Regions from separate parts of the Mus musculus genome. Here region 1 is linked to region 2. The links are chromatin loops, found by intact Hi-C in ENCODE. Cell type or tissue: heart. All regions are shown on one strand. Each heading gives the region's core, and the rest is flanking DNA. Links, peaks and the distances in the headings are about the cores only. Region 1 holds the start of Cdh12 (cadherin 12). Region 2 overlaps Cdh12 (cadherin 12).

The links. Peaks named below come from ENCODE experiments on the same cell type or tissue, not always from the same donor. Only the 100,000 strongest peaks of a DNase experiment are listed, where the experiment ranks them.
Region 1: a loop joins it to region 2, with 4 times the contacts of the local background. A loop is called at or near these places in 15 of 42 quality-filtered maps.

What each region holds. Positions count from the first base shown.
Region 1 is chr15:21,103,313-21,114,091 of GRCm38, reverse strand. Cdh12 (cadherin 12) reads right to left here and starts at 2,640. Exons shown (of 12, transcript NM_001008420.2): 1 at 2,613-2,640. In heart, for the core only: a CTCF peak has its summit at 4,457; no DNase peak of the experiment used is centred there; H3K4me3 peaks cover 1,520 bases.
Region 2 is chr15:21,402,388-21,413,166 of GRCm38, reverse strand. All of the region lies in intron 3 of Cdh12 (cadherin 12), which reads right to left. Among named protein-coding and RNA genes, the nearest start is that of Gm25101, 290 kb to the right of the region's middle. In heart, for the core only: a CTCF peak has its summit at 5,660 (motif pointing right); no DNase peak of the experiment used is centred there.

The sequences.
Region 1 (10,779 bases), core at 1,138-9,137, 300 kb after region 2:
GTATATGTGTGAAGGTATGTAAGAGAGAGAAAAGAGTTTGTGAGTGTGAGTATGTATATGTGTGAGGGTGTGTAAAAGAGAGGAGAGAGAGAGAGAGAGAGAGAGAGAGAGAGAGAGAGTTAGGATTTGAAACTAGGGACTCACACATCCTAGGCAAATGATCTACCACTAAGATATAGTACAAGTCTAAATTTCATGAAGATTCAACAACTGTCACTTTTAGAAAGCGCTATGAATATGGCCTATAAAATACTTATTTTCTGATATAGATGGAATAAATTGCAATCAAATGAGTGAAAGTTGAGAATCCTAAAGTTCATAGATGTGTATGTCAAAGGTGGCCATAATATAGTAAGAGAAAAGTAAAACATAATTGTGGCCTAAAATAAATAGTTCCTAGCTTTCCTTTGAATTATGTTACATTTTGTCTGTCTGTCTGTCTCTCTGTCTGTCTCTCTCCCTCTGTGTGTGTTCATGCTACAGTGCACATGTGGAGTTATAAGAAAATTTGCAGGAACCTTTTCTCTCATTAAACATTTTGGGCCATGGGAGTGAAGCTGAGTCCCTCAGCCTTGGTGACAAACACTTTTATCTGCTGAGTCATCTTGAGGACGTGAGCTACTAATGTGCAATGGCTCACAAGAGAGTCTCCATTCCCTCAGATGTTTCCATAATGAAAATAAGAAAATAACAATAGCAATATTAAAAATCCTTTGGAAATACTCTGTGTGAGTTGGGACTTTAGTTGTTTAGATGTTTACATGTAAATACATTAGGACACAGAGTGTCTATCATTTGATGGCCATACACTTCATTGATCACAATGTCCAACATAACTTCATTGAGTTTGAATCTAGCATGAGTTTAAACTGAGTACATGGACTATAGACCTGATGCTAGCAACAAAAAGATGATTTCATATCAAATATGCCTGTGCTTTTTATCTCTTTACCTAGTTTGCTTAAAAAAAAAGATGGAAAGAAACTAAGTTGCCCTGCATAGTCAGTACTAGGAACACAGATTTCCAGAGTTATCTGTAAGTATTGGAGAAGCCACCCTCTCCCAATGAAGAGATAGACATCACAGTACAATAGAAATAGCAAAGATTTTCAGGCTTTGACTGAAAACACAACTAGCAAGAACATAAGCCTAAAGAACTTCTACAAGCATTGTGTCCCTGTGTAGAAACCAATAGCACCAGCATTGACCTTAATAGCTCCAATGGGGATTGCAGAAAGATAGTGAATTAATACAGTGTTGTGATATTTTATAAGACTTTCCAGCTCAAAATACCCATGGGAGGAAACTGGAGTCAACATCTGGGAAATGTAAGTGCTCGCTTTAAAGACACATCTGGGGTACCATGATAAATCATATACAAAAGGCAAGTAGACATATCATTTGCACTTTAATGTTTCAGGTTAGTTATTATAACTAAGCATGCAAACTACTGCAACAGAATCAAACTGTATTTTAAATAGTGTATTTAATTAGTTTAAAATAATTTTATAATAAGGGACCCACACAATAATAAGGTACATAGACTCTTTTCTCTTATTTCCAGTGTGATAGTCAATATATCCTCTGTGAATTTGGTGAACAGAGTGATTCCCATTATTATATTTACCATAGTCTGCAAACAATACATCAGGGTGTTTTGATTTGTATAAATTGAAGGAGAAAGGAGAAAGTTTACCTAATTAAATTAACTTTGGGAAAAGTTTTACCATGATCTTTCTAGATACTTTCCACAAATAGAAGAGAAGGGATTCAGAAGAAATAAGATGGACTATTTTCTTGAAAGTGGGTGGATAATTGCCCTAAACTGTGTGTGACCCGTTAACCTAGCCTCAATTAACTATAGGTGGATTGCAAAATTAACTTCAGAAATGATATACCTAAAAGTCAAGATTCAACATAATACCTTGATTTACCTTCCTAAAAGCAAACATTTCAGAAAGCAATATTTTCTTTCTTTTCAAAACCTATCTCATAAGCGAATTCCATCTATCTTATATAGGGACTACACATTATGTCAATAGAATAATTAATGTTCTAGCTCATTTCTCTGAAAAACATTTGCTAGACCCTATATTAAAGTTCATCTCTTAAATGTACACTTTTAAACTCTCAGAGACTTAGTCTCACATCCTTATATCTAAAGGCAGCTCAGGGACATACTAGAGACCTGACCAAGATCTCAGAAATTATTTGCAAATTTCTTTGCCCCCAATTAAACTTAGAAGGTTTTAAGAATCCAATTTTATCCCTGACATCGTGGAATAACTTCAAACAAATTCAAGTTACCTTGACATCCTGCAGGTTTTTAATCGGGTATTACAGAAGCAAAAATGAAGTCATCTCCCCCTCACCCCGTATATCCCTTTATTTTTCTTTTGTGAAATGCAGAACTATCAGATTTGATAAGGACTCCTCTGAAATGCCATTATCTCCAAATTCAGTCTCCCATCCAGGACACTTGCTTGTAAAACTAAGCCTTCCCCTGCTTTAGATAGCCACTTACTGCAGTGCAGAATGTCAGGGCAGACAGTAAGAACTTTCCCGTGCAGAGATTCCGCGCGATGCAGCCAGTCAGGCGCAGCAGCACTTACCTTAATTGAAATACTCTCGGTGATCAAGTGAGAAATCCTTCAGATCAACCATAAACGGGTGAGGAGATCGAAGTTTTCAATCAACACCCACAGAGGGGCAGCGTGCTCTTCTCCTTTGCCTGTGTTTATGCCAAGCTCCTCGCTGTCTGAAGGGAGAAAAAGGATCAGCTGAAATCCTTGGAGATTTCTCAGTGAGTAAATTAGGACTGAGCGATGTTTTCTAGCGGGAGTTTCTCCGTGAACCTGTACTGTTTTCAGTCTCCCTAACTGCTGTGATGGACGCCTGTCATGTCCCTGGAGCCAGGCGGTATTCATTGACCTGATTAGCAAGCAATGCTCCCCCTGCGTGCAGGCAAAGCATGCGGAGAGGTTGTGGGTCTCCTGGGAATCAGAAAAGGAAGCAAGCCCACTTGGGAAACTGGTCTTTCCCAGCCTGATGGATAAACTACAACTATGACTATAATTTATAGGCTGATTAGAAACAGTGTTAGCCATTGCGGGGCTTCAGCAAATCTGCTTTCTCCAGCGGATGTTGGAAGATGCATTCGTGTTAGATATAAGGTGCGGCGAGACAATTACTAGACTGATCGGGCTGATTTGTAAGCCAAGCCTAAACCTGAAACATGTTTAAAGCATCGTGATAAAAGAGATCGCTGCATTTGCCTTTGCCCCTAGCTTGCTGCATATATCAACCTTTGTCTAACTAAAATGACTTTAAAGGTTTATTACAGCCCTCCAGAGGGCAACTCTCTGACTTGTAAAAAGACAGGATTCACACTAAACAAGCCTATCTGGCAGTTTCGTGCAGACACAAGCTTACAAACCAATGCATGTAAGACAGAGATCTGCTCCGGTACCTTTTTTTTCAAATAGCATTTGAAATGAGTATCACACTTAACAAAAACAAAACAAAACAAAACAAAACAAAACAAAACAAAAAGATTCATGTGGTTACCCAAAGTAACGTAAGAGTCCATCACACCTAACAGAGACATCATTTCTATTAAATGCTGATGAGAAGAAAGAAACAGCAAGAAAGGTATTTCTATCCAAGGGAATAAGTATGAAGCAATTGTTTAAATGTAGTGAGGTATTATTCCATACCTGCTGATCCTCTTCCTCCACTATCCCCCCTTTCTCCCACTTCTCAGTATCCTCCACTCTCCCACATCCAAAGTTACTAGGTCCCAGGAGAGATCTAAGGCTCTGGAAAAGGTCACAGAACTGACTGTGGAAGCCTCAAATGGTTAATTCTTGACAGCTCTCACTTTTGCAGGAGAAAATTATGCAAATAACATAAAAAGAACAGATGAAAAAAGTCATTTGCATGTCTTGAGGGTGAGAAAATTCTCATTGCCAGAAAGGAAACTGACGACTGTCCTCTCACAATAATACTGTGTGACATATTCAGCCTGCCTTCTCCATGTAGGTCGCAACTGGGACATATGGCATCCCTTTGTGCGTGTGTGTGTGTGTGTGTGTGTGTGTGTGTGTGTGAGAGAGAGAGAGAGAGAGAGAGAGAGAGAGAGAGAGAGAGCACTCTCCTTTTGTATTACAGTAATAGTACTCACATTTAGTTTCGAAAACTACCAAACCCATTTAACAAAATGTCCCAAATAAACACAATAGGGAATCTGTTTGCCTTGTACACACCAAGTAAACTTTCCTTTTTGATCTCTCTCATTAATAGACTAACACTGTGGTGGTGAAACTTCTTGCTGAAAGAAAACTCAAGGCTGTAACTGAACTGCTGTGGCTAGGGCTGGGTCCCTTTGGGAGGAAACAAGATTTCTAGGGAGAGGCCCCAGAAGGAGGGGGTTCCTCCAGTCTCCTGTGAAGAGGTCTGGTGCTCCCTCAACTGGTGGAGGATGAGAGCTGAAGGTGAAAAAAAAAAAAAAAAGCTTGATCGATTCACTTCAGAAAGCAGCAACTTTTGCTACTCTTAAGCAGGAAGCGCATTATCCAATTATAGCCAGGCAGTGGGGAGCTCCAGCAGAAAAGAGGCCCCTTAAATCGAAACTAATGCGTCCAGCTCATAAATAGCAAACAGGAACAGGGCTGCTAATTTCTTCACAGCGCTCCAGACTGGCTTTAACGGGGCACTTACAAGTGATAGCATGATTACGTTGTTTCAGGGCTCTGATGTGTAGTGTAAGTTGTTCCTGCAGTTACAGCGCTCTCAAAACTGTATCGTTCCCAGTCCCATTCTGTGAGCCTTCAATTAAATGGTGCAGAGGCCCTTGGTCCTGTAAAAGCTTCATGCCCCAGTGTTGGGGAATGCAGGGTCGGTGAGATGGGAGTGGGTGGGTGAGTAGGGGAACACCCTCATAGAAGCATGGGAAGAGGGAGGGCATAGGGGATTTATGGAGGGGAAACCGGGAAAGGGGATAACATCTGAAATGTAAATTAATAAAATATTCAATAAAGCTATGATCAGAGGGGAAAACAAAACTTTTAAAAGACTTAACAGTGTTCTAATTTTCCCAAACCCTGTCTGCCAGCAAGTATCATTAAAAAGGTTACGCAGGTGTATAGTAAGGAACTGCCATTGTGCCGGCGAAGATGGTTTGGCTGAATATTCTAACATCCCTGATCCATGGACACGCCAAGACATTCCATTCCCAAAGTAAGACCTTTTGCTAACCCGTCCCTACAGACAGTGGGTCTTTGGTATATGTGACTCTGTGCCTGACCTCTGAAAGATTTTATGAGAAAAACTACACCATGGGGAGAGTGTGAAGAGTCTTGAGCCGTGTGGAAGCATTAGTTCCTGCTACACATCCAATACTTGCCTGTTCCCTGGACTCTGAATAAACTTCAGCTGTGGCTTAAAGCTTTTGTGTATGGCATATGAAGCCTTACACTGTTATCCACACTATACTATCTTTTAATTGCCTTTAAACATGTCATATATCCATTGAGTATTTTAGTGGCCAGAGAACAACTTTTAGAAGTCATTTCTTTCCTTCCATCATGTGGGTTCTGGAAATCTAAGTTAGATGGTCATACTTGGTCACAAACACCTTTACCAGCGAGCCATTTTGCGGGGTTTCTCTTAATTATGTTGTTAATTCAAGCTCAGAAAATATAAACAAACTGAACAGTGTCAAAGAGTCAGTTCACAGAAAATATAGAACTAGAAAAAATAACTATCTATAAAAATTGAATGGGTTTGATAAAATTTCCAGTTTAGAAAACAAGGGTAAATATATGCTTTGGGATCAGGAAGTTACTTTGGCATTTTTTTGCTTTAGGTTTTATAACTGAATAAACATTTCATTGCAATAGGTTGTTTTTACTATATTAGGATACGTTATTACAAAATAAAATTTAAAAAAATAAACTAGCCTAAAAGTAAACTCAACCTCAAGTTTTCAAAAATATTGTTTTGTTTTTAATTCAGTAGCATATAGCATATTTTGGCAAACAAACAAACAAACAAGCAAACCACCTAAGGCTCAGGTAACATCCCAGGGGAGGAAACAGAATAACAGCGTCCAGAATAAGGGCCAGAGAAAGAGTGAAATCGTGTCTTCAAGACATGATGGGGGAAGCCATATCAAGCAAATATCAAGTATATGGCTGCCTGAACAAGACCTGAAGAACACCAACAGACATGCCAATGTATGTGGATGAATCTCACAGGGCACTACCTCTAGATGGAGAATTCTATGGCATTAAACACTGTAGAGAGAGGTAGAATTAACCTTTTCCAGGGATAAGCCTTCAAATTGGTTAATCGGTTATCCAATATTAAGTGGTCAGCCCTAAAAAGAATAGATACAAGCAACACAAAATGGACTGAGAAGAGTGTATGTGTGCGATTGTGTGTGTTTGTGAATAAATCCGTATATTTAAAAATAATAATTAAGTAATGAAAAGCCATGATCTGCAGAGCAGTAGGAGAGAGACTGGAAGGAACTGTGGGGCAGAGGATGAAGAAGTGTATTGATACTCTTACAGAAAAACAGTAAAGAACTAAAAGGCATTATCATTTTCTTGACTCATTCAAATAATCACGTGTAGTCATTACTTTTAATAGAAAAGTATTTCAAGCATGTCTCCTCCTTTGTGTATTAACTAGTTGGAATTTAGGATGATGTATGCTATTCAACCTCCCCAAAATGCAAATGCAGTAGCAAATATCCAAAGTGATGCAGAGCACAAAATTAATTTCTAGATTGTTTAAGCTGCATCTAGAAGTTTTTCTTAAAACCATTTCATCTTTTCTTTGGAAATACTAGACATATTCATAAGAATTTGGAGAAATGTTGTGACCACAGTTTTTAAATATGTCTGATAAAAACATTCTGTCTACAATGAAATGATCACTCAAATTAATTCAGTCTTTAAACTTTGCCAGTAAGTTTCTGTACCCATTATCACATTTTATTCTTACAGGAATCTCATGAAATACGTTGCCTTTAATATTTTTTATCATATCTCCATGACAGGAAAATGAGAAATAAAAAGGGCAACTACTTGTCCTTTGGACTTTGGTATTTGATGAGAGACCCAATGGTCTCCATTTCAGAGAAGTGTTATTGCTTCCCACTGTCTACTAAATACAGTCATCTGAATCATGCTGGAAGAAAAGCGGCATCAGTTAGGTATATACGTCCAGCTACAATTTTTTCCACTTATGTAGGTTTGTCCCCAAAAGTATATTCAATGACCATCATTTAATGAAAGGAAAATTACCCTGAGCCAATGGGTAAGTTAACATTTGATGTGTTCTGGGATTTTTCTTAGATTTCTAATGTGTGTTGTTTGACATTGGCTATTTCTTTTCTTTCTTTCTTTTTTTTTTTTTTTTTACTTTTTCCAAAAATATTTATTTATTTATTTATTTATTTATTTATATGAGTACTCTGTAGCTGTCATCAGACACTCCAGAAGAGGGAGTCAGATCTCATTACAGATATTTGTGAGCCACAATGTAGTTTCTGGGAATTGAACTCAGGACCTCTACATGAGTAGCCAGTGCTCTTAACCACCAAGTCATCTCTCTATCCCCTGATATTGAATACTATTGTATATTTTTATTTGCATCTGCAATGATACAATAATTTTCTAAGTGTTGGTTCAAAATACATATATTAACCAAAAGTTTCCATATGACTTTATAGTCAGATGGTACTTCCTTGTAAAACTTTTTTTCTGGGTTTAATAATAGGGAGAAAATAAATTCCAGAGCAATGGTGTTGTTTTAAATATTAAAAGCAAATAAATATTGTACTAACAACGGAATCTTGTAGCTCCAGCCACAAACTAATACTATCACACATATATTCTGATTACTAACAGGTCCTTCCTCACAAGTTATACCAATTTCTCCTTCAGTCTAAATTACAGAGGCTGGCTAGCTATATTTACTAACATTTAAGGGCCATTTTTCACTTTATTGAGACTAGTTTCCCTTCTGTGCACTTGAGAAATTCAGAAACGATAAAACTGCAGCAGTGTTAAAACCACTGAGCATGCTCTCAGAAGTATTGGACTATAGGCAGAATTTCCCCACTAGCAGGCTTTATAACCTTCCGACATTTAACAAGACTACAGTTTTAACAATTTCAATGGTGAAATGAGATGAAATTAAAGTATATTATCTTTACGATTTTGAGCCAGCTCCAAAATAAATTATCTGACTAATAATTTGTGATATCCTTTCTACCGCCTGCAGAAATAATCAGGCAGTCAAGAACAAAAGGTTATACGCAAACACACAGTTTTCTCCTCTCTCTCACATTTCCATGCCTCTCACAATTTAATTGTTTCATGCTATAAATAACATAACAAGCATAGTTTGATTTCATAGCTCAAAGTAATCTATGAACCAGCCATAAGTTGTGGATTTCATGTTTTACACAAAGTAAGTGAAAAAATTAGAATTATGAGTACTTTTATCAATGTTTAAGCAGTTCTAACATTTTCCGTCAAGAGGATTTAGTTGATTTTATCTGATGCAACCAATTCTTACTTGTATTTTCCCACACTTATTGCTATGGTCAAAACAACTCTGAAGACATATTGAATAAAGTGACCAATGGTTAACTTAAAATGAAAATATATATAAAGAATACTGTGAGTGTGGTTTAAACTATCTTTTAAAATTCATACTAAAATTATAGACTACTAAATTATTAAAAGATCATTAGGAGACTGTGGCAGATAGGAAAAGTATATAGAAATCTTTCTAGACCATAGAAATTGTCAATATATTGCTTATGGAGGTTTAAGATATATGTAATTTATTACTTATGTGTATATACATTTTACTTGGATAGGATACTTGACTATACATAATGAAAACTGCCATTTCTTCCTATTCCAACATTAATAATGTGTCAAAGTAGTTAAAATGTTAATATTTTATCTTGTCCATAATAATCTATAACAATTTGAATGTCTTCATTCAACTTTTTTCTAATCTTATTTTTTATTTGCATCAATGGTTGTCTGTGTGATTAATATTTTATCATGTCCACAATAATCGAAAACAATTTACATATCTTCATTCAACTTTCTTCTTATAATTTTATTTCTTATTTTGCATTTATGTTTGTTTTGTGTGTGTGTGAGTGTGTTGTTGTGTAATTGACAAAGAAGACAAGAGGTGTCTGACCCCTGGAGCTACAGTTACAGCCAGTGGTGAGCTGCCTGCTATAGTTTGGGATCCAGACTCTGACCCTAATTTTAAAACAAACAAAAAACAAAAACAAACAAACAAAGAACTAGCAAATTATCTTACACACTGAAACCATCTCTCCAGGCCTAATCACTTCCTATTTTCTCAAGAAACCTTATGGAATAGGGAATAAAATCGCCTGCTATGTATTTGTAATGGTTTCCCAAATTGTACAAAGCATTTTACATTCAATCACAGTTTAAGACAACTTTAAAGTTAATGTCCTAGTACCTATCCAGATAATAGTTTAGTAAAATTTTATATAGGGGAATAAGTGCCATCTCAGTTTAAAATATAAGGGCTGTGAAATTCTTAATGACTTCCTTATACATATATCATTGTCCATTTGTTTTTAGCTTTTTACACCTTGTACTGAAAAATCAACCTAGCGTATCTTCAGCTTTTGATCTACAGCCAGTAATATTATAGAAAAACAAATGTGCTTCCTGTGGCTCTAACTGGACTTGGCAGACTGCGAGATTATCATACCTTGTGAAACATGATGTAGTTGATCTAGTTACAGATGGGCTATCAAATGATATATCTTATTATTATTTATTTGTTTATAAAATAAAGTGCTTTACTGAGACCTTTTGATGATGCTTTTAACTTCCACATGTGATGGCTCAACTCCACTCATATGCCCTTACTGCAATGCCCTGTTTCTTTTCCTGTCAACTGTTTCTTTTCATAATTTACACAAGTCAATGATTTGCTGCCACATCATAAGAAATATCATTTATCCACTTCAATGACATTGCTTTCCCTATTAAAATAATTTAACTCTCTCCAATTGTGTGAAGTTGCACATATCCCAAGATGCTTTGAAGAGCCTGAAAAACACTTTCACACATATCCAGTGATGACAGGACATTGCTGAAGACAACACTGATTTTGATGGCTTACTTCCCAACACTAAAACAACACAACAGAATGATACCTGGAAATCCTGCATCCTTAGCCGAGTTGTTTAGATCAGATTTAAATCAGTATCTTCCGTGGGAAATGTGTGATAAAACATGGTTGAATAACTCATAACAATAAAGAATCCCATAACAGATTCAAACATTTGAAGAGGAATCTAAAACTATGAGGAATTATTAGATATTGACTGTAAAAATGATGAAAAATGTCATGTTACTGAGATAGTTCAGTGGGTAGAAATGCTTGCTGCAAAAACCTGATGACCTGACTTTGATCCCTAGAAGCCAGAGTGTAAGAAAAAAAAGCAACAATTGTCTTCTGATCTCTGCATGAACACCATAGTAAATGAATGCCTATGCTCTTACACACCACACACACACACACACACACACACACACACACACTTACACACTCCACAATGTATACACACTGTGTAAAAGCCTAAATAAAATAAAATTAACCTGAGTTGTAAAGATAAAATATTATTTGGATATAAGTAATATTACATATTATGAATCACCCAAAATTCTGATTTAATATTAATAACTTTTGTGA
Region 2 (10,779 bases), core at 1,845-9,844:
ATTACATGAATTTAAGTTAGGATTGGGACAGAAATTGTATCCAGTTCTAAAATGTCTCAACACACATTTCTTCTCTTATATAATATGTGTTTAGATAAAGCCAAATTATAATTTTCAATCATTATAAAATCAAGACACCAAAGAACTTTGAAATATATTTAAATTTCTTATGTACTACAACATAAAATATTCAATCAATATTTGATTCTTCTGCATAAAAAATAAAGTAGCTAATCCCTCTCATTATTATGAAAACCTGTTTGGTCTTTAGGGAATATTCAATATCATCTATCTATAAAGTATCTTCCTATATACTGCATAGTTGCAAAGTAAAAATTTTTATTCATTATCAGTGAATGCTTGATTAGTATACTCATTTTATAATTATATATGCCTAGGATAGCATAAAAATTTAAGTAAAAGCAGCCATGAGTAAAAATGTTGAAGAGGCAGTCTAGATGCTATCTAGTCCTGCTTAGAAAAAGTCCACACTCAAAAACGTCTCTCTCGTAGACTTTTGAAGTGTGAAGTGTGTTGAGAGGAGCTCTTGTGAGAAGACTAAGAGGGAATTTCTGAATCTTTCCTCTTCAATGGTGTATGTACTGCTCAAAATTCAGTGTGCAGAACTGTTAGAAAATGGCAGTGCCTACTTATCCAATAAAGTCCCAAGCGACAGGACAATAAATCTGAATGATGCACCCGAGTAACAAGCAATGATTAGTAACCAGACAACAGTCAAATACACCCAGGATTTAGATATCCAGCAGGATACATGTGCCTTATGTGCTGCAGATCACATTTGCTCTAATATTCATATTCTGCTCTCTGTTTGCATCTTCTGTTATACAGATACATTGTCCTGTGACATCAGATCCAACTCATAGCTCATCTCAGTTACTGCTTGATTTAAACTCTTTTGCTTACTCAGTATAAATTCAAAACAAATACTATTGTGGTTTAAAAATTGAAATAGATTTGGAAAGTGTGACAAAATATATTTATGAGAAACAAAAATGAAGAAGAGCTGGATAGAGAACATGAAGAAACAAATACAAGGGAGTACTTGAGGCGATCTCTGTTTGCCCTTAAAGAGGACATAGATCTCCAAAGAAGAAAGATATTATGGTCAACCCCATCTCACAGAAACTCTTGGGGTAACAACTGTTCTCCACTGAAGCAACTGCAGGTCTTCTTCTACATCTTTATTAATAAGCTTTGCTAAGTTTCTGTTAGCTTATTTCATTCTCTTACTGTCTATCAACCTAAAGCACTCTCTTTCTTGTCATTGTATAAATTTTTGCTTCTGAGATACTATTTTTTTTTTAATTTGGATTAAACCAGTCTCTTGAGAAATGATTTTGATTTTTTTCCTGTGTATTTATATACAAAGCACACATACTTATAATCATATATTTTCCCTCTTCGTTCATACTTTGGTAGAGGCACCAGGTAGAATTCAGATAGAGTATGAGTTAATACTTTTCTGACACAAATTCAATAAATATCAATATGTTAAATACAATAGAAAACTAAAGGGCGAAATGGCAACAATTTTTAATACAATATTTGAAATCAGTGTAGCATTAAGAAGTTAACTTATTTCATTCATTAACAAACTGTCAGGAGGTCCCACACTTTACCACTAAAGGCACTGATATCAAAAGAGATTACATATTCTTTGAAAGGCCATAGACCAAGGATATCCAAAGTACAATTGATATTTTCTTTAAGAATTACAAATTATCTGTGGAATTTCTTCCAGGGTATCCTCAGGGAGTTTTTGTCTTAGGAGTAGAGAAAATGTAGTATCAGTTTAAGAGTGGTCCTTTGAGAGTGGTAGACTATGGCTTTTTCTTTTTCTTTTTAATTAGGTATTCATTTCATTTACATTTCCAGTGCTATCCCAAAAGTCCCCCACACCCTCTCCTACTCACTCCCCAACCCACCCACTTCCACTTCTTGGCCCTGGTGTTCCCCTGTACTGAGGCATATAAAGTTTGCACAACCAATGGGCCTCTCTTTCCACTGATGGCCAACAAGGCCATCTTCTTATACATATGCAGCTAGAGACACGAGCTCCAGGGGATACTGGTTAGTTCATATTGTTGTTCCACCTATAGGGTTGCAGATCCCCCCAGCTCCTTGGGTACCTTCTCTTGCTCCTCCATTGGGGGCTCTGTGATCCATCCAATAGCTGACTGTGAGCATCCACTTCTGTGTTTGCTAGGCCACAACATAGTCTCAGAAGAGACAGTACTGCAGTTTGGACAAGGCCTTGTGACTAGTAGAAAAAGTCAAGATTCTCATTATTTCATAGGAAACAAACAATAGGACATAAAATGTTGGTAGCTGCCATTATGCCTGTCCCAAGTAGGAAAAGACAAGCAAATGGGCCCTGCATAACTTATGCTTTGTGGTAATTTGTATTTCAAGATAGGTAATGTATTGAAGATCATGAAATGGCTCTAATAATTGAGAACCTTTCTAACTGAAACAGAAAATTATAAGCAAAATCTCACAATGCTATTATCAATGCCAACAAGCTTTGTCAACTGCAACAAAAAATTAGAGAAAGGAAAATGTCTTATTGGTGTTCTATATGGTTTGTGACTGGAGATTCCTTTCTAGTAAAAAAAAATGCAATCATATTTCAAATTTAGGTATTTAATGAGAAGGAGCTAGCTTGGAAAAATATTTCTATACAACTTTTAATTTTATTATTCATCCCACTGCAGACAGTCATAGATCATAGGCAGAATTTTCATTATAGTTATTCAATGCAATGATCCTCACATTAGGATAGTAGACTAGTTTCCATTTTAGTATGAAGGAAGAGAAATAAACAATGAACCATAAAAATGATTTGGAGAGAATTTTATGTGCAAGCTACTGTAGCTTGAAGAAGTCATTATGCAAAAAATGACTGCTTAAGATTAATTAATCTTTGTTAGATTTTTAGAAGGTTTTGTTATATTCCCACATCTTCATGGAATTCTCATTTATGGCTACATGCATACTTTTGAATTAAAATTTCTTTCAGTACAAGAAAAAAAAAATGTTCCTGTGTGAAAAAACTCCAGGCATGAAAATGGAGAGGAGCCTGAGGAAAAGGAGGTCCAACAACAGGCCCAAAGCCGATCCAGCTCAAGAGGAGGTCCTCAGGCCTGACACTATTACTGAGGGTATGAAGAGCTCACAAAAAGGGACCTATCATGACTGAACTCTGAACGACCCAACAAACAGCTAAAAGAGTCACATGCAGATATTTTCACCCAACCAATGGACAGAGGCTGGTGATCTTATGGCTGAACTAAGGAAAAGCTGGAAGAAGCTGAGGAGGAGGGCGACCTTGTAGGAGGACCAGCAGTCTCAATTAAACTGGACCCGTAAGATCTCTCAGACACTGAGCCAACAACCAGGCAGCATACACCAGCTGATATGAGGCCCCCAACACACATATTGCAGAGGACTGCCTGGTCTGGGTTCTGTCAGAAATGATGCACCTAACTCTCAAGAGACTGGAGGCCCCAGGGAGTGGAGAGGTCTGCTAAGGTGGGTGTTGGGGAGCTGGAGATATTCTCCTGGAGACAGGCCATTGAGAAGAGGTGGGGTGTGGAACAGTCAGAGGGTGGACTGGGATGGGTATAAAATCAGGAGTATAAGTTAAAAAGATTAAATAAAAAATTATTTTTAAAATGCACAGGAAAAAAGAGAAAGCTATTTAGTCTAACATTTTTATATTTTGATAATCTATGAAACTAACACAAATATTTTATAAAGAAAAAATGGACTTCTGAATAGAACTACTAACTACAAAAGTATTTATCATCCACTGACATTTAAATTGATCATGGCTTACTGAGTGCAAGTGAGTTCATTTCTTTGCAATTACCATATCTTAAGCTTAATTTAAGGTTTGATTTTTGATGATATGTGATTAGTGATTGCAGTGCATAAGTGCATAAGTGTGATAAGTGTGTGAGTGCAGATATCTGTGGATGCCAGGGCCTTCTGATCACGCTCAGGAGGATGTTACAGGTAGTTGAACACTACACAACATGCCTGATGCTAAGCAAGCTTCTATCTTCTGGAAGAATACGTGATACACATTCTTTTTTTAAAATATTATTTATTAGGTATTTATTTCATTTACATTTCCAATGCTATCCCAAAAGTCCCCCATACCCTCGCCCCCACTGCCCTACCCACCCACTCCCACTTTTTGGCCCTGGCATTCCCCTGTACTGAGGCATGTAAAGTTTGCAAGTCCAATGGGCCTCTCTTTCCAGTGATGGCCGACTAGGCCATCTTCTGCTACATATGCAGCTAGAGTCAAGAGCTCCAGGGTACTGGTTAGTTCATATTGTTGTTCCACCTATAGGGTTGCAGATCCCTTTAGCTCCTTGGGTACTTTCTCTAGCTCCTCCATTGGGGGCTCTGTGATCCATCCAATAGCTGACTGTGAGCATCGACTTCTGTGTTTGCTAGGCCCCGGCCTAGTCTCACAAGAGACAGCTCTATCTGGGTCCTTTCAGCAAAATCTTGCTAGTGTATGCAATGGTGTCAGCGTTTGGAGGCTAATTATGGGATGGATCCCCAGATATGGCAGTCTCTAGATGGTCCATCCTTTTGTCACAGCTCCAAACTTTGTCTCTGTAATTCCTTCCATGGGTGTTTTGTTACCAATTCTAAGAAGGGGCAAAGTGTCCACACTTTGGTCTTCCTTCTTCTTGAGTTTCATGCGTTTAGCAAATTGTGTCTTATATCTTGGGTATCCTAAGTTTCTGGGCTAATATCCACTTATCAGTGAGTACATATTGTGTGAGTTCCTTTGTGATTGTGTTACTTCACTCAGGATGATGCCCTCCAGGTCCATCCATTTGCCTAAGAATTTCATAAATTCATTCTTTTTAATAGCTAAGTAGTACTCCATTGTGTAAATGTACCACATTTTCTGTATCCATTCCTCTGTTGAAGGGCATTTGGGTTCTTTCCAGCTTCTGGCTATTATAAATAAGGCTACTATGAACATAGTGGAGCATGTGTCCTTCTTACCGGTTCTTAACCATTGAGCCACAATTCCAGCTCCAGTATGATCCATTTAAATCTTTTTTTAATATTAAGTTAATTTTCCTCTGATTTCTCACATATGTCTGTTACAATAGCTTAATTATCACACATCATTGGTAAGATAAGTAAAGTTTTTGCCTCACATCCATTTTTGCTCTGTAGGAAATGATTTAAGAAACTGCCCTCAGTAGTAGACAATGTGTCACACATTTGGTAGGATCTGGGCTTGGCCATGCACTGGCGAACATACAATGTATTAAATAAATTAAATAAATAAATAAATAATAAATAAATAATAGATGACTTTTCTCTCTCAGAGAGTATGCAAGTATTCTTCCACTAATCTACATTTCCAGCCTCATTCATCTATTTATTGAAAGGAATCTTTCATTATTCTCATGTTTTTAGCAATTGCAAAAATAAGTGCTACACACAGACACATAGAAACACCAATACAGTCACACACACAAGAATAACATGCAGAGACACACACAGAGTGAGTCGCATACCCAGATGCACAGACTCACAGACACACACAACACATATCCAAAATTTTCCTATTTTAATTCAGTGCTGAATCTGACCACTAGATGTCACCACACTCCTTATAGGAGCAACCTGTTAGGTGGCTCATTGGGGAAAAAAAAAGAGTAATACATACAAATTTATTAATTCAAAAGTCAACATTATCTGTGAAGGATTTAGAGACATTAAAATCTAATTAATGAGTTATTTACTACAAAAGGCTGATTATACACATGACACATGAGAATCAAGACAAAATAAACATCCTTATTGTTCTGAATTACTTCTCTTCAAATATCCAGGAAAATAAATATTTCTACGGCTTGCATTCTGGTGATGCGTCCAAAGATAATATGACAGCATATCTTCCTATCACTCATAAGAAATATATGAGTAAATATTGTTTATTATAGTTTATTTTACTTAATTTATTTCATCTTTTCTATAATACTCTAATGTATTGTATAGCGAGCAGCACATTGAGTTTAACCCAAAAATAATTTTAAAACATGCATTAGATCATTCATTCATTTTCTTCTTCACTTAAAATACGTATTGAAAGAACCACATCTCAGCATTGCTTCTACTCCTTCCAATGTATCAATGAATGAAGCATAAGAGACCAGTGCTTGACACCGATGGAATATCATGCAAATGTGTGAAGCATTTATTTTATTACAATACAACAGAAACTCTAAAAAGAATGATTTCTGTGTGTAAGAGTGAACACATGCTATCTTTTTTCAGAAACTTTCAGGATACTTTTACAAAGTTTAGAACTTCCTACATGTAAACCTCTGATCAAATGGCACATCTTTTGATGAGACTAAAGAATCTATTCAGAAAATGTGCTATATTTACATAATGAAGTATTACTTAGCTTTTAAAAACAATGGTATCATGATATTTGCAGGCAGATGGTTGGAATGCGGAAAAAAAAATATTGTCCTAATCAGTAACTCTGACCCAGAAATTCAAATATGCTATATACTCATTTATAAGTGGCTATTAGCTGTAAAGTAAAATATAATCGTTTTACAGCCCACAGACCCAGAGAGGCTAAGTAACAAGGAGGACCTAAGTGGGGGATGCAAATGTCTCTCTGGGAAGGGGAAATAGAATAGATATCAAGAGTGGGGTTGCAATCAACAGGAGGGATCAGATAACAGGACAGGGAGGGAGAAAATACTAGGGGGAATGATTGGACATGGGGACATTTCAGAGACAAGATGGAAACCTAGTGCAATCTAAAAATCCATGCATTCTATGAGAGTAAGCCTAGCAAGAATTTCTAGAAATTATGCATATGGAGTCTGAACATGCCACCTTCTGCAACCAGACAAGACCTCAAGTGGAGAGGTTGAGACACCAACCCAACCACAAAACATTTGGCCTACAGTTTGTTCTACTTGCAGAGTGTTCTTTACCTGTAGCCTTGCAGAGTCATTATCAAAGAAACCAGAGATACTCTATCCAGAAACTAATGGGAACAGATGCATGGTCCCACAGCCAAACATTGGGTATTGTATAGAGTCCTATGAAGGATTAGGAAGGTTTGAAGGAATCAGGTGGGTCAGGGACACCGCAGGCAAAAGGCCCACATAATCAACTCTATACATGAAATGGCTGAATAACTTTTTCTTGTAGAAACTGTGGGAACCAGGGCTGTCCCTGACATTTTTTTCCTACTTGTGAGTCCCTTTTCCTCCTACTGGGTTGCCTTGCCCAGCCTTGATATGATGGTAAGTGACTGGTCATATTGTTGCTTGTTATATGTTTGGTTGATATCCCTGGAAGATCTGCTCTTTCCTGATGGGAGGCACAGGGGGATGATGGATCTGGCAGAGAGGGAAGGTGGGAAGGCTCGAGAAGAGTAATCTATGAGAGAAAAGCATAAAAACAAACAAAACAAAACAAAGCAATACAAACAGAAAAGAATCCATTCAGAAAAATCATGTGCCTTCCTATATTGTATTGACACAGTTTATGGTTTGGATGCTTGCTACACTTTAACTCCTGCCATCTTATCTAGTTTTTGAGCTTCTAAAAACCCCCAAAATATTCAAAATGTGATGGGTTAAAAACAGGCATAGTAGTGACGCAGAGAATGAAGAATTGGGACTGTTTAGATAGTCAAATTTGCTTCCGCAAAAGAAAACCGCCTCTGCAGCAGCTGCTTGCAAACTACTCATTCTTCCTAATTCTGCATCTGCTGCTCACATTTTGCAAAGCAGCTCTGCACAGAAAAACCCTTTCCTCTAAAGCAGTAGAATGTTCGCGTCTCTTCTGTGACTGACCTTGAGGGACACAAAGTTGATCAATGTATTGGCTGCGAACTTTGTGCTTGTAAAATACAGGGAAGAATGAAAATGATCTTTTAAAGGCACATGAAAGATGCTCTACAGTTTGGAAGAACAGGAATTGATAGCTTCTAGCAGCACTCCTCTTACTTGATTTAACACAGCCATAATAATATAAAAGCATAGATACACAGAGACATCACACACACACACACACACACACACACACACACACACACACACACATCATTATACACATACTTGTTATAGTTTAATGTTAAAAGAGTTTAGCTAGGATAGCCTTGAATATCACCTGAAGCTAACGAGTTTACTGTGTTTCTATAGAGAAATGTAATATCACTTTTAAATTCAATGTTCCCTTTAAGGCAATTTACTTTTCTGGCTTACATTATTTGGTATTGACAGGCTCTACTCTTTTTGATCTAAACTATGTATATCCAGGATCCAGTGGTATTGAATATTACCATCCCATCCATTAAGCCCCACTCTGGATTAGCTCCGGCAGCCACTGTGAGGTGGGAATCAAGTTGACAGGGGCCACTCCAATCACCAGTTGAAAGCAAGTCAGTCCTTGCTGTCCTCCTGTGGCTCAGTGATGCCAGCTCAGTTTCTGCTTTTACACATGATGGGGTAAATGCGCCAATGTGGATTTTCCTCTGTGCATTATAAACCAAAACTCTCCCTGTGCTTTTCGCTGCCTTCAAAATAAATAATGCCAAGTCCACAAGACTCAGGGAAATCAAAGAGAGGCACGAATGCCCCTACAATCACTTGGCCTTGTAAAATTGCTGGTTTTTCTCTTCACTGGCATGTACTAATTTTAAGACCACACATGTCTCCAGGACACAGTTTATCAATCTAAGTGATGCTTAATTGAACACAAAGCAAACAGGAGTGTTTCCTGTAATGCAGTTTGCCTGTTTACTAACTTCTTATATATAATGATGCCCAGTGATGACCTTGATCAAATAAGCAATAAAAGTCTTTATAGTTAGCCGGGCGGTGGTGGGGCACGCCTTTAATCCCAGCACCCAGGAGGCAGAGACAGGTGGGTTTCTGAGTTCGAGGCCAGCCTGGTTTACAGAATGAGTCTACAAGGCTACATAGAGAAACCCTGTCTCGAAAACAAACAAACAAACAAACAAAAACCAACAACAACAACAACAAAAAGTCTTTATAGTTTCTGTTCAGGAGATAATTACTCATATGTTACAATTAGTATTTATTTTCAGAGTTCTGGAATATATTATGAAAGTTCCAAATCAAATATTGGCAAACTAGTAATTCTGCTAATCTACTCATAGAAGATTAGCAAGGCATTTCAGACTGCACAATTTTTATTTGATATTTTCCTTATTTACATTTCAAATGTTATCCCCTTTCCTAGTCCCACCCCCTACCCCCCCGCTGAAAGCCCCCTTATCCCTTCCACCATCCCCCTGCTCACCAACCCACCCACTCCTACTTCCTGGCCCTGGCAGTTCCCTATACTGGGGCATATAACCTCCATAGAACCAAGGGCCTCTCCTCCCATTGATGACTGACTAGGCCATCCTCTGCTACATATCCAGCTAGAGCCATGAGTTCCATCATATGCTTTCTTTGGTTCGTGGTTTAGTCCCGGGGAGCTTTGGGGATACTGGTTAGTTCATATTGTTGCTCCTCCTATGGGGCTACAAACCCCTTCAGCTCCCTGGGTACTTTCTCTAGCTTCTTCATTCAGTACCCTGTGATCTGTCCAAAAGATGGCTGTGCCGAACAAATACAGAAGTGGATGTTCACAGACTGCAGACTTTTAAAAAGTCATACAAATAAGAATAAATGACTTACTGTTACAAGATGATGCTCAGGAATATTTAAACTCTTCTTTTGCATACGTTAAATATCTTCACGTGAGCTCTGCTTCTCAAAGTAAAGCTACTTGTCTTATAAAAATGTATAGTGATGGGTCATCAACTGATATCTATTTCCCCAAATGTTTATTAAACATGTAGATGAATAAGGTCATCTCTAAACATTACTATGTCCGGACGTGGTGGCTCATGCCTTTAATCCCAACACATTACTATGTCAAGAATTCTCAACAAAACATGGAGTTTCTGTGTGTGTGTGTGTGTGTGTGTGTGTGTGTGTGTGTGTGTGTGTGTGTGTGTGTTAGTGAGAGAGAGAACATTTCTCTGGGAAAATTTTTGCCCATATGCCCATTATTGGATGCCAGAGAAAAACATCTGATTTCCCATCTTTCATCATAACTCTCTTTCTTATTCTTTATGACTTTAAGATTCTCAAACCAATTCTAAAGCTAGTCTGGTAGTCATCAAACTTCAATGATCCCAGCTAACACTCCTAGTGTCAATTTCAAAATAATACAGGACATATGACAGTGCTGAGGTTTCCATGTGATTGTTGGGAATCTTAACTCTGGTCCTTATATAAGCAGTGTGTCCTGGGGGCCAGAGAGACATAGATAGAGAATTAGGGAGAAAAAAGAGAGAGAGACAGAGATAACACAAACTATTGCCTAATAATAATTTCTGTTCTAAATCGTAGCTCAGTTCCTTAAGACTCAGAATGTGCTAAAGGGTGTTCACCCAACCTCAGAAAGTCAAAAAGAAAACTCAACTAAGGTAGTCCAACATTTACCATATTACAAGGTCCCTCATTCCTAAGGATATAGAAGCAGTAAAACTGGTGACTCCCCAGAACTTATGTCAGAAAAATACCAAAAGGTCAAAGAAAACACATATTTATGTAAAATATATATTTTTAAAAATTCAACAGTGAGTATATATCATGTGAGTTCTTTTGTGATTGGGTTACCTCACTCAGGATGATGCCCTCCAAGTCCATCCATTTGCCTAGG